Linked DNA regions of Mus musculus: region 2 is linked to region 1. A link is a loop called in an ENCODE intact Hi-C map of the cell type or tissue named here. Cell type or tissue: left cerebral cortex. All regions are shown on one strand.

Region 1 (8,000 bases):
ATTCTAGGTAGTTTCAATCTGGAATGCAGTCAAGGTATGACATAAGTCTACATGACATGAATTAATTTGCACACTGTGAACAAAGATTACCACCAAATTATGCACAATTCAAAGGCATAACACAAAAGGTACCTACCTATCTGTATGCTGTTAGAAGAGACACCAAAAATCAGTCCCCATAAAACAGGAGAAAGGAGGACAGAAATATGCATAATCTTTTGCATTTCCAAGAAAAGTAGAGCATCCACAAAATATCCCCTCGTTTCCCTTTCCTCCTTTTCCTTCTTTGACCGTTTTCCTCAGCAAATTAGATCCTCTGCATTTTGAGGTCGAAATTTAGCAAGGAGCTGCTAAAACCACGAAGTGAAGGCAGAAGAATCCTTATCTCCCAGGTTTAGCTGGTGGCTGTTGATGCCTGCGTCCTGTCCCTGCTCCTGAAGTCCGAGGACTGGCTGAATGCAGTTTTTAGCTGAGCTGCTGCTGTGGTCCCGGTGTCTGGGAATATCAGCACCCTCCCGTGCACTCACACAATCACCCTCTCTCGAGCTCTCTTCTCCCTCTCTCCTCTCTCACACGCGCGCGCACACACATACACACACATACACACACACACACGCACACACACAGGAAAGTCACAGAGAGGGGCAGGCAGTCCCGGGCGCGCGTGCGCGACTCGAGGCAGGCGGCGAGCTCGCGCACCCACCCCTCCCCCGCACAGCGCCCCGCACCCCGCACAGCCCTGGCAGCTTCTGCGCGGTGCCGAGAAAGCGCGGCTCAGAGCCGGGCAGCCTGGTGCCTCTTAGAGACCTCCAGTCTTGCGCATTCGATTTTAGCACCGCGGACAGCGCTTTGGTCCCTGCTATGGGCTGAGGTTGCAGGGTTTACTGTAGCTGCAGAGATGTTCCAGCCAGATCCAAATGCTGCAAAACTGATTTCCGGTTGCTATGCCTAGGAAGCCGAACTGCTAATTGCTGTTGGCGGCGAAGCTTTCTTCCGTAGGGCCCTGTTTTACATTGAGCACAACGAATATGATTTGATTGTCTCAAAATCCACTTAGCAGTATCCACACACTGCCTTCTGCCTCAGCTGACCCAGATAAAAAGCAAACAAAATACTCCCTGAAGGGACAACTCCCAAAATCGTGAACTTTAGCTTCCTATAATGCAAGCATAATCTCAGGGAAACCCAAAATTCTATCCTTAACTATAAAAGGATGCCAAGACCCGGGTAACTCGATCAAACCTTTGAAAGACTTCGTGTAGGAATCCATCTTTAGAGTATGCCCCTTTGGATAGTGGTTCGATTGTTCAAGCCACATTGCCTGTGGATTGCTCTTGTACTACAGTGCAGACTCCCCCCTGCTGTAGAGTCATGTAGACTTGGCTCTTAGATGTCCGTTTTGTATAGAGATTGAAAGAACCGTAGGTTTCTGCGGGGGGGGGGGGGGGGGTAGTAGTCTAGAATGGATGTATCACTCTTAGTTACAAACCAGATACCCCATTACATTATGGCCTTAAGTTTCAAAAATAATCACTGCCTCAAGGAAGTAGGTTACCTCATTACACCGAGCCTGCTTGGGTATCTGGATTGTAACGAATACATTAAAAATTAAAGTTTGTGAGAAGGGGCTTGGTAAAGCATAGCGATGATTGTATATGCCTGTGAAATCTATGTTCAAAACTCCACTTCATGCCAAGCCATCTCTATATACCTGCGTGGCAAGTCTCTCTGCAGCCTCAGAAATTCTTTACCAAATTGTATGTGTTTTGTTTTAAACAGAGAAATGAAAGAGGTCTCATTTCAGAGATCTGTTGCCAGGAGCCAGGAGATTGAAGCTGACAGCATCAAAGGGAAAACTGGCTGATGGCCCAAAGTGCATGAAAGCACACCATAGTTAAACCTTATGGAGAAAATGTGACTTTAATATCACACATGGTTTTTAACCATCATAAATCATACTTTGCCTTAGTCACTGGGTCTAAAAGTCCCTATTTATTAAAACAAATTTTAAAATACATGTTTCTCATGAAAATGAGAAGGAATGAAGAAAAGCAAAAAAGCAAAGTAATACCCGTGACTTCCAAATATTGTAAGCTTGTGATTTTAAGTCATTCTCCACCCCCTCTGTTACTCACTCTCTTTCTCCTCCCCTGTTTCCCCCTCTGTCTGTGTTTGTGTGTGTGTGTGTGTGTGTGTGTGTGTGTGTGTGTGTGTGCGTGTGTGTGTGGGAGGGGGGTGTTTGTTCCTAAGGCAAGAATGCATAACATATGTATAATATACTAAAGTTATAAGCTGACATATTCTGGGTGAAAATACCTTCTTTTTATAACCAATAATTCATCTCACCTGTGAATCAAAAATTTCACATTCATTTAAACAGGTCCTCTAAATAGGAACATACAAAGCCTTGTAGAAAATCAATAAGAATACAATTATAGGTAAAACAAGAATTATAAATACCCCAACTTGTTACATAAAGAATAATCAAACAAATTACACACATTTTCACCTCTACTTCTGACACCCAGCACAAGAGTGGTTTGAAGTTTATGAACTTCTAATAGAACCAGGTCAACAGATACAGCAAGGAAAATGTCTCAGTAACATGCTTCTTATACTTGCTGTTCAATGTCTGCCACCAGAGCATCTTCGGTCTCATCCAAAGTGCTCTGGGATGATAGTTGATGATAAAGGGACAGGAGCTTGATTATGGAAAAAATGTATGATACTATTAATGTGTCTGGCAAGCAAATTAAAATTTAAAATAAAGGGACTCTTCGAAAGCAGCTTTCATTTTAACCTATTTGAAATTCAAGGGCAGTCATGAACTCAAAATTGACTGGATTTCATCCTTAAAGAACATGAACTTGCTGAATCATAGTGCTTTATCCCCATGGAATATAAACAACCTTATCAAACATTACATTCTGCTGGTAAATTGTAATTGTACATAGTCTATAACATTTTATCAGGCATTTTTGAAATGTGATTGCTACTCTAGTAGCAAATCTATGTTCAAAACTTAGGTAAACATCTGACATTCACACAGCTAGAAACATTTCCTACTAAAACTAACATAATTACATTAATATGATCTTCCATGAAGCTTTTCAATGCACTACATTAAGTAGTAGATATTCTTTTCACCACAGAATGCTGTCTAAGTATAATGACTTTAAACTGAATGGAGTAAATGGTTATACAGTAAATAGAAAAATACTGATGTTTGTTTTTTTATAAGCATAAAGATCACCCATTAAAGCCACAAAGCTTCGTGTTTCTTGAATACTTAAATTTATCAATAACAAAATCAATTTTGAATATTACAAAGAAATTGAATAGAACAATAGGTTCTAAGGACCTAGTTGCTGTTTTCTGCCCTCTGCTGTTCACTCCTGGAAACTCTGTAGCTCTTAAGCAGCCTTTCAGATACAAGAAAATTCACAAAAAGTAAAAATCAATATTATCTTTCTCATTGATTGTTTCAGTGGTTGGTTGCTGCTGTTGTTTTTATTGAAATATATTTATATTGAAATATAATTTGTAGGATGATAACAGTTAGATATATATTTTCTCATTCTTAGTCCACCTTTATTTCAATTATAATTTCTTTTAATTTTTAAAGTAAACTTTCACAAACTAACAAATTTAAGTGTTTGTCAAATCTTCAATTATTTTATATTCATATTTTATAATTAAAATACTTATCATAGAGAAATTTTGTCAGGCATGGAGAATGGAGTGGAGGTAATTTTGAACAGACTTGAAACAAACTTCTGGAAGCATATCTAGTCAAAACTGTACTATTCACTCAGTTGTTACAGTTTGTACTGATAAAGTCTGACAAAGCAGAAGTCATCATAACCCCGAAAGGCTTTATTGAAACCCATCAAAAGATGGGAGATGGCCAAAGAAACAGAACAACGTTCCAGTGTTCTAATCATGAGACCCTATTTTCTAAGACACCAGAAAAAAAAAAAAAAGAAGAGTTGTAAAGATCTAAATATATAAAGAGAAATGGATTTTGAGATTCTCAATTAAGAAAAATATAGCTAAACATTAAGATTGAGACAATATTGTTCATACTGTTGTTTTTCAGAATTTTAAATTATTGACTCAGCATGTCAAATTCAAAGCCCAAGGACACATATCTAAAACTACTAATCATAAGCATTATAAATGTGTATGTATAGATATATGTAGGTGTATGTCTGTATATACATATGATATTTAAAGTATAGAATCCTAAAATAGAAAAACAGTATCCACTTTATGTTTGAAGGATTTAATAACATCAAATTCAATTATAGCATCTATAGATAGCAAGTGACTACGGTATTTATCTATTATGCCTGGTGCTATAAATTACGAGATTAAGATGATATAATGAAGCTGGACAGTGGTGGCGCATGCCTTTAATCCCAGCACTTGGGAGGCAGAGGCAGGCAGATTTCTGAGTTCGAGGCCAGCCTGCTCTCCAGAGTGAGTTCCAGGACAGCCAGAGCTACACAGAGAAACCCTGTCTTGAAAAACAAAACAAAACAAAACAAAAAACCAAATCAAAACAAAACAACAACAACAAAAAATGTGATGAGAAAATGACAAATTCAGATTTTGTGCAAATTATCAGTGAAAGTTAAGGATGGTCATTGTGATGGACTATCTTGGGTTTGAAGGTAACACACACAGGAAGAAGGAACGTCAATCAAGCAGTTACCTTCATTAGACTAATCTCTGGGTATGTATATGGGAGCATTTCCTTAATTGTTGATTGATAGAGGAGGTACAAGGACACTGTGAGCACTGCAGTATCTGGGCTGGTGGGCTCAGAAAGGTTGCTGAGAAGCCAGCAAACAAACCCAGTGAGTCATGTTTCTCTGCCATTTTTTACTTCAAGCACCTGCCTTGAAATCCTCTCATGGCTTTCTTCAATGATGGATCATAACCTATAAACTGAAATAAGCCCTTTCCTCTCCAAGTGGATTTTGTTTATTACAGCAACAGAAAGCAAAGTAGAATAGCAGGCAAATATCTCTAATGCCAACTTTATCTTGGATTTCAAAGGGAGAAACATGTCATCAAAGGCTCACACCTGGACTGAGTCAAGCAGGGTTTAGCTAAGAAAAGGCTAGCATTTTGCCTAGGAAGGCAATTCATAGAAAGCCAGTGACATCAGCAAATCATGGGCACATGCTGAGACTTACAAGTAGTTCAGTGTTTCTAGGAGAGTGAACACAAGGCAAAGATTGGTGGCAGAAACAAACAGGACTATAGCTTAAATTGTATACAGTATATAAATATATATTATATGTGTATAAAATATACATATTTTTTGCTTTATCTTACAGGAGAAAGGGACGTTTTCTAGATCACATGGAGCTAAATGTTCTAAAACTTGCTTTTCAGGCTATTTTGGAAGCAGTGTTTAGGTGGGAGCATGCAGAATGTAGGAAGATACAGTGTGAGTCTGTGTTTCAGAAGGGACTACAAGGGCCGGAACTAAAAGAACCCCACTTGAGACAGGGCAAAAATGTTGTATTGAAAACTATTTAGGATAGACCCTTATTAAGACTTGCAAGTAGACTTGCATGTGATGGAACCAAAGGAGATGGAGAGAGAGAAAAAGTTGGTTTTCATGGAAGGAGACAGTGCCCGAAAGTACATGATCTCACCAGGGATTTTTGGAGAGCCCTGAAAATCAGAAATGTACAAAAGAAAGGGATGAGATTCATATAATGATAGTGTTTCATGTGATAGTTTCTACTTATTAAAAAGGCCAAATAAGTCAGAATAAATGAATCATAATTTCATTATGAATATTAAATGTGAGTTTTATCGATATTGAGTCATTTTCTTCCTCTTTTCAATATAAGTTTAATGTTATAACCTTGCACATTGGTGCACCAAACAATTTCCAATTTTTAATTCTTTAAAATAGGGTGTTAATGATGCTTGTGAGGGCTAGAAAGATGACTCAGCAATTAAGAGCACACACTACACTTGAAAATGACCTAAGTTCGATCTCAGCACTCACATTCAGTGACCCACAACTACCCATCTCCAGTTCAAGAGAATCAGCTGTTTCTTCTGGCCTCAGGGGGCACCTAAACTCAAGAGAATAAACTCTTACTCACACTAACACAATTTAAAATATTTTTAAAATAAATAGTAAAAATGAAAAAATATTTGAGAAGCAATCAAAACACATTAATCTGGTGGCTAATCCGGTTGCCAATTTGACAATATCTGGAATAACCTGGGGTACAGATCTGTGGGTTTTTCTAGGAGAACGTGTCTAGATTGGATAAATCGGGATGGGAAGACATATCTAAAATGTCCCTAGTTCCAATTAATGGGCTGGAATAACAAATTAAATGACTGTTAAAAAGCAAGATGAACATCAGCATGCATCCATTTCTCCTTCCTGACTGTAAAAACAATGTGACAAGCTGTCACAAGTGCCAGTCCATGAATTCCCCATCATGATGAACTGGGATACTGGAAGCCAATACAAAGCATCGTTCATTGCTTAGGTTGTTTTTGTCATTTTTTTTTGTCCTCATGTTATGAAAGTAATCTACATGAAGTCATTAAAAGTAATGTTTGGTGTTTCATAAAAAGTTTTGCTCCTGCCAAAGAGCATAATTTTGTTGGTGGTAACTAGAACGAGCTTCTGGCATCCCTGAATACTGTCAACAGGAAAGTAAAATGATACTGGCCATATGAGCAATAGTATGGGACTTTCTCCCTACGACATACAAAAAAGGAGCAATGCCTCCCTTGAGTTTATATGGAGAAGAATTCGAGTGAATATTTGAAAGAGCTAGTAACACTCTGTGTTTATAATAGTTACAGTGAAAATAGGCTAGTTATAGAGATAGTAAAACAAAACAAGTTTCAGATGAAGATATAAAAATGACACAAACACACAATGAAATAGTATGCTGCCATTAAGAGGAAGAAGGAAAAATAAAAAAAAATAAAAAAATAAAAAGCTGACTCTTGAGGACATATGTCAAGTGAGATTACTTGTACCAACAGGACAAATACTGCATTCCTCCACTAATCTGATGTTCTCAAATAAGCAAGCATGCAGATGCACAGACTAAAATGGTGTACCACAGAAGCTCAGGAATATGGAAAACTGAGATTATGCTGAAAAATTGTGTAGTTTCAATTGTGCAAGGCAAGTCAGTTCTAGAGATAGGCTGTGACATTTTATGCCTTGAGTTAATGACACTTGGTTGTGTAACATGCAAAATTTTAAAAGGTGTATCTCTTTTGTTTCTATTTTAAACTATTTTTAAAGCTGATTCCTTCAAAGATACACAGTGATTTATTCAGCACCTGAACTCAACAGGCTTCTTATAAGCAAGCTCCCTTTGTTCTGGACCACTTGAGCTTTTGGTTTTCTTTGCTGTATTTCTACAGCTTCTCTTGCTATTTTCTTCTGTTTGGTTTTGTTTGATTTTATGCTGGCTTGCTGGTTTTTGAATGTCCTGGCTTCCAAGTGATTCCCTCTGATTTTGCACTTTATAGCCTCCACTACTCTACCCTCAATCAGAGTGCAGTCACACAGCTGCCAGAGGCACTGCTGACTTGATTCAAGAGGAGCTTGAGATGCCCAACTTGGAAAAGGGCAGTCACCTTCCACAGCATCTAGAATGCAGCCAAGGATGGAGACATGCTTTCCTTAGTCAGTGCACTGTGCTGAAATGTTAGAAACAAGGAGCAGAACTTTTTCAAGCAGACTGTCTCGCATAACCTTGAGTGGCTCTATTTCCCTTATTCTAAAACTGTCATGTTAGATTTATCAGAGACAGATTATGTGGGTATGAATCCAAAATTCAACTTTCTTCCTGCCGTCAGTAGCCATTGTTTCAGAGTGTTGTCTGGTATGATATAAGCAAAATTTCATTTTCAGGCCTGCTGTTGCATAGAATTGATTGTTTCCTGTGACAGAGAAAGACATGGCAACAGCAAGAGGGTATTTTTTTTTT
Region 2 (8,000 bases), 200 kb before region 1:
AGATGTATTCTGCAAGGATATGAGAGTATCATTAATAGTGTCAGGGGTTGACTCTACATGGGATGGGTCTCAAATAGAGGCCATCATTGGTTGGTTATCCCCTCAACCTCTGCTCCATGGTTGTTGCTGCATATCTTGTATGCAGGACAAATTTGGCGTTGATGGTTTTGTGGGAGGGTTGATGTCCCTTGCCCTCTACTGAAAGTCCTGCCTGCCTACAGGAGATGGCCACTTGAGACTCCATATCTTCTATTGGTAGGATTCTCAGCTAGGCTCACCCCCATAGACTATTTTTACCTACAGAGCCATCCCAGTGCTTCCTTAGAAAGTCCTATATTTCTCAGCCCATCTGATTTTTCTGAATGTACAACCCACCTATTTCCCACCTTGGGCATCTGATCCTAGTGAGCTTCAAAAGATCCTGCACATGTGAGTTGAAGAAAAAGTGGCTATGTGGTCTTTCATTATTATGATGTATTACCAACTTGGGTGGGATGGCATTCCTTCTGGGGGGGGGGAGAGTTATGCTATTTCTATTACTTTTCCTTAAAATTAACAAAATGTCCTTGTTCCAATTTAAAGCAAACTTCTTACCTATTCATTTCCTGGACTGTTCTACCATCCTGTATAAAATAGCTTCAGATCCTTCACACATGTTTTTCACAGCAAATAAAATTATCAGGATTAAATTATCTCACCTGAACTGTAAAACATGATCTACCTTTGTAAATCCAATAGCTCTATTCAATGAATAAAATAAGTTTCTGTAATTTAGACTATTGGAAATTCATAATATGATATCTATTCCAACCTGTATTGGAAATGAGTCTGAAGTGGGAAAATGGTTCTTTCTGATCATTACCTCAAAAGTACTAGAGTGTCAAGATGTCTGCACTCAGAATCAGAAACTTTTTCAATGAAGAACAATACAAAACAACCCTCCCTCCAGAACTAAATACAACCACATAGGGAGCAGCATAGAAATGATAGATTTATTTATTAGTTTGCTATTTGCTATTTGGTTATTTTAGACTTAGTGTGCCCACCAATAGCAATATTTTACATGCCTAAGGATGCTAATATAAAAATATGACAAATATATACATATTTAATCAATTACCACAGTGAAGCAAGTGTTAAAATGGCTCAAACATTGAACTTTAAAAATATAAAATGTTTAAATAAAATTCAAGCTGGTATGCATCCAAGTAGAGAATTGTAAAAGTAAGTAACCAAGTTTTGGGAAATGTAATGGTAGCTTGTGGGCATTACATTTTCCTCTTCTTATGGTCCTTAAGCAAAATGACCTTGTGTAGAGGATAGGAGATGATTTTTAATGATAATGATGAGCTCATGCAATGATAATTAATGGCACTTGCATATGCCAAGAAATAACTTGCTCTTTCAACACCAATTCTTGAAATGATACAAGAAAGTACTTTTAACATGAGTTTCTCATTAAGATTCAATATCTTAATAAACCTGAATAAAGTAAAGAACTTTTATGGCCTTTGGAACATAGCATGAAGAATTTATACCCACAAAAAAGCAAAGGTTTTTAAGAATAAGGGGAGCTTTTTTCGTTTGTGAATACTGAAAAGTGTCTTGTAAATATCCTAATTCCTTTCTTAATATGCAAATCTCTCCCATAAAAAAAGGTTGCTGTCTCTGTAGGCTGGCTGCAATGAGCTTTTCTTTGGTAGCAGCATCTGCATGCAAGTGCACACTAACACTCTTTCACCTTTTTCAATGTCCTCTGGTGCTAATTGGAGATGTTTGTGATGAGCTTTGAATGTGCAGGAAATGCCTAGCAGGAGTCCAGACATTTGCGAATGGAATTTCTGGCTAGCCTGCTATTCACTATCTCTAGTGAGATTTGAGCTGGATTCTTATTAAATCTAAGTCTTCTCTGCAATGTTTAAATCATTATTCATTTTTAGAATTCAACATATATTATTGTAATCTACAGATGTGATTTTAATGTATTCTTTTTGCATGACTCAATCTTAAAATATGGAAATAGAAACCAGTGAAATGTTTATTTCAGGCTTCAAGGTCATGACATTTATTTATGTCATAATTTTCATTACTACTATTAATATTTTGTATTTTCAATGATGTACTCTCCACTGTAAAAATGAGTATTTCTGTTGTTATTATTGAAAATATAAAATGCCTGAACTGAAAGGATTATATTTTTAGAGCTAATTAGTTTTATTTTCAAACTGTCACGCAATGTACCCTTTCATAATAAGCCCCATGGATTCCTAGTAGAAGAAAGAGCTCCTACATCATTTAAAACTGAAAAGAATGTGCTTCTCTGTAGGCGACAGAATAAGAACAAGGGTTTGACTATTATCAAGGGCACAAGTAAGGAAAGGCACTGAGGCAAGCCAGAGAGGACAGGGAAGGTACAAAGTGAACACAGGAAAACCGAGTGGGTGGTCTGACATTAGCTCTCTCTTCCGTTCCTTCCCATGAGCAATTGTTGCTGAACTATGAAGTATTTTGACTAACAAGAGACATTTGTTAACTTCATGCAATAAAGCAGCCCATTAACAAAATGTCAGGGAATCAGTTACCAAGCTGACAACTCATTAGGTCAATAAATTCTGTTTAAGACTTTTGTTAACCATAACCAAGACCTGGAAGCTGACATGGTTGGGAATGAGAAAAGAGAAAATTTAAACAGGATTGCCGTAATCTAAACTCTGTAGGGCAACATTTACAACAAAAGTACACATTTCTTCATCATCACATTCACCATGCAGTCTTTCTCAAGAAGTTATAAAACACACAGTTTCGTAGTGATAATTCTAGACATGATGGTCTACCTTGGGTCACTAAAACATTCTTGTGAATCTAAACCTTTATTGGACAGCAAAGTGGGGTTATGTTGTTTTGTTATTTAAAGCAATCTGCAGACAGTATTTACGGCTATCGACATGAGGTTTAAACATCCCCCATCCTATCCTACAGAATACTCCCCCACTTCCTATATCTCCATATAATGTTTTGGTCTTGTTTCTTAGATTTGCCTCAAACTATTGCCTCTTGTTAACTGATAGTACTGTGTTCAAAGTTCAAGACTTTGTTACCACTTGGTTACGTGAGAGAAAAGCCTCTGCCTTGAGCTTCCTATCTGGGTCAGTTCTGTAATAACACACCATCACTACAGACTGATCATTCTTTCTTTTGTTCAAAGATAACCAATAATTCCCTTCATTACTAGCTTAGTTACTCTTTCCATTTTTAGAATAAAATGCCTGATAAAAAGTAATTAAAAGTATTTCTTTTGCTCATAGTTGCTTGGACCAACAGTCCTTCATGGGTCAGAAGATGTTGTGGAAGTCCTGGGGTCAAGACCAGCTCCTGTCTAAGGAGTGGCAGACACTAGGTAGATCTGGAAACAGAGAAGGCAGTGCTGGCAATCAAATGATTTCTCTTTCTCTCTTTTATTTGATCAGGTCATCAGGTCTCTGTCTCATGAATGGTACTGCTCGCACACAACATACTTTCATTCCTTCAATTACCCTGGAATGTGTGTCTAACAATTCATGAGTCCAAAGGAGTTTACTTTCACAGTAACCACCATGATTGTGTTTTTGTTCTAGAGGAAATCTTCAGAGAGGGCTGAATCACATTTTCAGCATCTCCTCCTCTTATCCGTAGAAAGGAGAAGTAGAGATGCAAAGGAGAAAAGTTATCATTGAAGACCTCCAGTTCTTGGACAGTTTCTTGATGCCTGAGAATTTGAATAAGGACCTTAGGAGATCCAGGCCTAATTCATTATTTGATGGGTGCTAGATTCTCATGGCTAGACAAGATAGCATGCCTATGTGCCTTTAGTTGTGTCTACAATTTTGCAAGAGCTTCAATATATGAAGCTGCAATTATAGAAAATGATCACACTACCACAGCGTTTTGAACATCATATGTTGTATGATACATGTATATATTTACTTAGGAAATACGAAGTACCTGCAGTCATTTTTTATCAATTAAAAGAAAAATGAAAAGTGTCATTAAGGTTTTGTGAATTTTGCATATAACATCACATATTTTCATAAATACATTTGGTAGAGCTTGTGAAGAGTATTTGACAATAATAGAATGCATCAGAAGATCTTATTCCCACTGAGAGGGAAAATATGCTGCTGTCTACCTTTACCTGAAAATGAATGCCTCTCCTGCTCTCCAATTCTTGCTGTCTTGCTATTTCTCTGAAATATTCAAGCCAATCAACCCCTCTTTTGTGGGCAGCAGAAAAAGAAGATGAAAGGTATTTTCTTACATATGCTTAGTCAAAGAAAGAATTCTGTGTGGCAGAAATAGTCATTAAGGCAGTAGGTCCCTGCCAGCTGAGCAAGCATAAGAATGAGAACAGGGAATAAGTGTCATTTTTTGTCTGGTACAAGGAAGATCACCCACGAACTCACATAAAATTATCTCTCACAAAGCATCGTCAAATCCTGCTTACTCTTAGGACATAAAAATGCCATTAATTTTACTGTGCAACTTGTCTCTTTCAGCAAGTTAATCATACTTGCATTCAGAATGTCTTTAATTATAGAATATTTTCTTGGATTATTTTTAAGTTTTCTGGATGTGGTCATGTTAAAAGGACATAAACTTAGAGAGTATAAATACCCAAAGCTGGGACAATTTGAAGAGTCAAATGAACAATCAAGCACTAGATTAAGTAATTAAAATACTATTAAAAATGGCCAATGCTGTATTGGTGCAAATAAAATGAATATCTCTGGGTTCACACAAATATAAAAATAAAATAAATTTACTATTAGGTTGAAAGAGACAAATCTTCACATAAGATAACTCCTGTACATTAAAAAAAATACTTTATGAGGATACTGTCATGGAAAAAGATAGAGTGTAGGTTATTGTGTGAGTATAGGTTTTCCTTCTAAATTAGTCCCAAGACTACGTATGTCAACGTAGAGAAAGGATAGCAGAGAATGCTGGTAAATACTACGCCAGTCCCAACCAGGAGCTCTTTCTTTATCTTACTATTTCACATAGTAAACTATATTCTTATCTCTAATAATATTATTAATATAATACTAATTTTAATAAATATTGTCATTTATATAATTCTACAAAGAATATTATTTGCAGAACTTAACAAAGACGCATTTGCTGAAGATGATAAAGAATCTCTAGACCTTGATCTCAGGCTAACATTATGCCTTAATAAAATACCTTCTAACAGTTATGATTTAAATTTGTGTTTCAGGAAGACTGCAAATTATCTTCCGAATACATTCATTAACTGGTTTCAAATGTTTGTTGGAATTAAAACAATATGAAGAAAAGAACATCAATGTCTTTCACATGTAGAGTGTTGTTCTTAATTTGAAAGATTTTATTTATTTATTTATTTGTTTATTTATTTATTTATTTCAGTCTTTTTATTGGATATTTTCTTTATTTACATTTCAAATGGTAGCCCGTTTCCTGGTTTCTCCTCTGAAAAAAAACACTCCCTCTAGAAAGATTTCATTTATTGAACCAGTATCTCCTGGTATAGTCCAGGCTGGTCTGTCTGTTCTTTTGTCTCAGCCACCAGAAATCAGTGGGTTAGGGTTTATACAAATATACCTGGCATTGGTGTTTTTAAATAGTTAATAGGAATGAAGATATAAAGCTTGAAGAATTCATATATTTTAAACAATACTAGCTTTCTCTCCCTTACATTTATTATTCATAGAGAAACTAATTTATAAATAAAAATGAATATTTTTTTGTTTACTAGCTTACTGTCTTCCTTTCAGATTCTCATGTTTTCTTTCCCCATTTATTTGAAAATGGAATCTCTCACCTATGTTTGTAGCAAGATAGGGAAATCCTGTTAATCATGTGTCGAGTCTGGATCTTCTTTCACGTGGTACATGTATACAACTTGTGATGTTATGATCCTGGCATGTCTTTTCATTCCTACTTATAGGATTCCAGCAAAAGGAAAACTAATCATATTTTGGATGATTATAATGGCACTTCACTAACTGCAATTTAGAAGCATACATATATCTTCCACGGCATAATCTTAGTTCAGTCCTTAAGTGAAGTATCAGTAATATACCACTGGCTCGAACTCCCTTTCCTGTACAGTGCCCACTCTTGCCTAAATGTCTGTGCACTACTGAGGGCCAATTCTGCCATTTTCTTTTCTTTCCTTTGTGTGTGCATCCATAGGTTTCTGCCATCATAATTTCTAAAGGACTGCTCTTACCCACTTTGTCCGTATAGCATGTTTTGAATAGGTCTCTATCTGCAGTGGATACTAAGTGGTAAATAAACCATTGAATGCTTGCTGATGATTTAGAGAGAGAGAACAAGAGCTCACCCATTTGTAAGATCATTCTGACTCATTTGTACAGCAAGATTTTATGTACAATTAATCAAGAACAAAATTATTAAGAATATTCTATGACCCAGTAATTGCCTTTTTATGACTTATGTTTCTCATCCTAGATAAATAAAAAAGTGAATATTATTATATCTGAATATATTTGATTTTCAAAGAAGGAGAAATATACTGTCCTTAGTTTATTACAATTTATGATGAAATTTAACTTAAAATGTATGGCTGCAAATGCACAGACACTGCATGTATTTTCTTTTTCACAACATTGTATGTTGGTTTTTTTTTTTCCTTTTCTTTTCTTTTCTTTTTTTTTTTTTTTTTTTTTAACAATGCTTTTCTTCTGAGCCTGGATTACCTCAGTTGATACAGCATTTTCCATTTCCTTACAATTCCTTGAAAATTTTGTTTTACTTCTTGGCTGAATAAAATTCCATTGTGGTTATACACCACAATCTCGTTATCTCTGTCTGCTTAGGTAACTAGCCCACTTTTCATTCTTTGTCTAATGAGTATTTAGGCTGATACTATGTTCTTGCTATGAGCAGGACACAATTAAGATGGGCGTGCAAGTTGCCAAGTAGTAAAATATAGATCCCTTTTGGTTTATGTCCAGGAATGGTATTCATGGCTTATAAACTTGTTCTGCTTTTTTTAGTGTTTTTGCAAAATGTCCACATTGGTTTCCCTTAATGGCTACACTCATGACTACACCAATGACTACACTCATGGCTTCACCAATGGCCACACTAGTGTGTATACTCATTGACAGACACTCTTCTCAGCATCCAGTAAGGGTTTTCCCATACTCTCTCCACTCCTTGTTGTCATTTGTTTTCTTGATGAAAGCAATTCTCACTATACAGACAGAATAGAATCTTTATTTAACTTTAGCTTGCATTTTTCCAATGGTTAATATTGGAACACTTTCATATTTATTATACATATATATTTCTCCTTTAGAGAAATGTCTGCTTACGTAATTAGCCCACTTTTCAGCAGACTGTTTGTTTGATTAATATTTTTATATTCTTGGATATTATTGGTATTAATCTTCTGTCAGATGTATAAATGGCAAAGACTTTCTCTGATTTTGTCATATGTCCTTCTTCTGATTTGTGGTTGTTGTTGTTGTTCAGATGATTCTTAAATTTAGGAGGTTCTATTTGTCGACTTTTGGGCCTTATTTCCTGAGCAACTAGTGTCCTATACTTTAAAAAGTCCTGGTCTAGGCCTACCTGTTTCCTATATTTTTTCCTTAGTGATTTTAAAGTTTCAGGTCCTATATTCAGATATTTGATCCATTAGTTTTACTATCACTGTTTGTTACAGAGGCTGTGTTTTCTCAAATGTCTATTTTTTAAATTATTTCTTTTTTTTGACTTTTAATATTTCCTCTTCCTTTACCTGTGTGTATATGTCTGAGAGAGAGAGAGAGACAGAGAGAGAGAGACAGAGACAGAGAAACAGAGACAGAGAGAAATACTGAGAGAAAGAGAGAGAAAGATATTCTAAAAATACATAAATACAGCCTGATTAGTCTGTATAATGTTATTTGAATGTATATTTTTCAGCAAGGAACACATGGTATTAGCCAACCAATCGGAGTGCTCCTCCC

What was found. A loop is a pair of places that touch in the nucleus more often than their neighbours do. Peaks named below come from ENCODE experiments on the same cell type or tissue, not always from the same donor. Only the 100,000 strongest peaks of a DNase experiment are listed, where the experiment ranks them.
Region 2: it touches region 1 in a loop (2.7-fold over the local background); 2 of 42 quality-filtered maps call a loop at or near these places.

Annotation. Positions count from the first base shown.
Region 1 is chr3:80,802,161-80,810,160 of GRCm38, forward strand. Gria2 (glutamate receptor, ionotropic, AMPA2 (alpha 2)) reads right to left here and starts at 533. Exons shown (of 16, transcript NM_013540.4): 1 at 137-533. The coding sequence starts at 224. In left cerebral cortex, a CTCF peak has its summit at 3,391 (motif pointing left); DNase peaks (open chromatin) are centred at 45, 661 and 3,380; H3K4me3 peaks cover 1,328 bases; H3K27ac peaks cover 1,909 bases.
Region 2 is chr3:80,606,260-80,614,259 of GRCm38, forward strand. No RefSeq gene overlaps it. Among named protein-coding and RNA genes, the nearest start is that of Gria2, 190 kb to the right of the region's middle. In left cerebral cortex, no CTCF peak of the experiment used is centred here; DNase peaks (open chromatin) are centred at 1,756, 2,405 and 4,358; H3K27ac peaks cover 1,978 bases.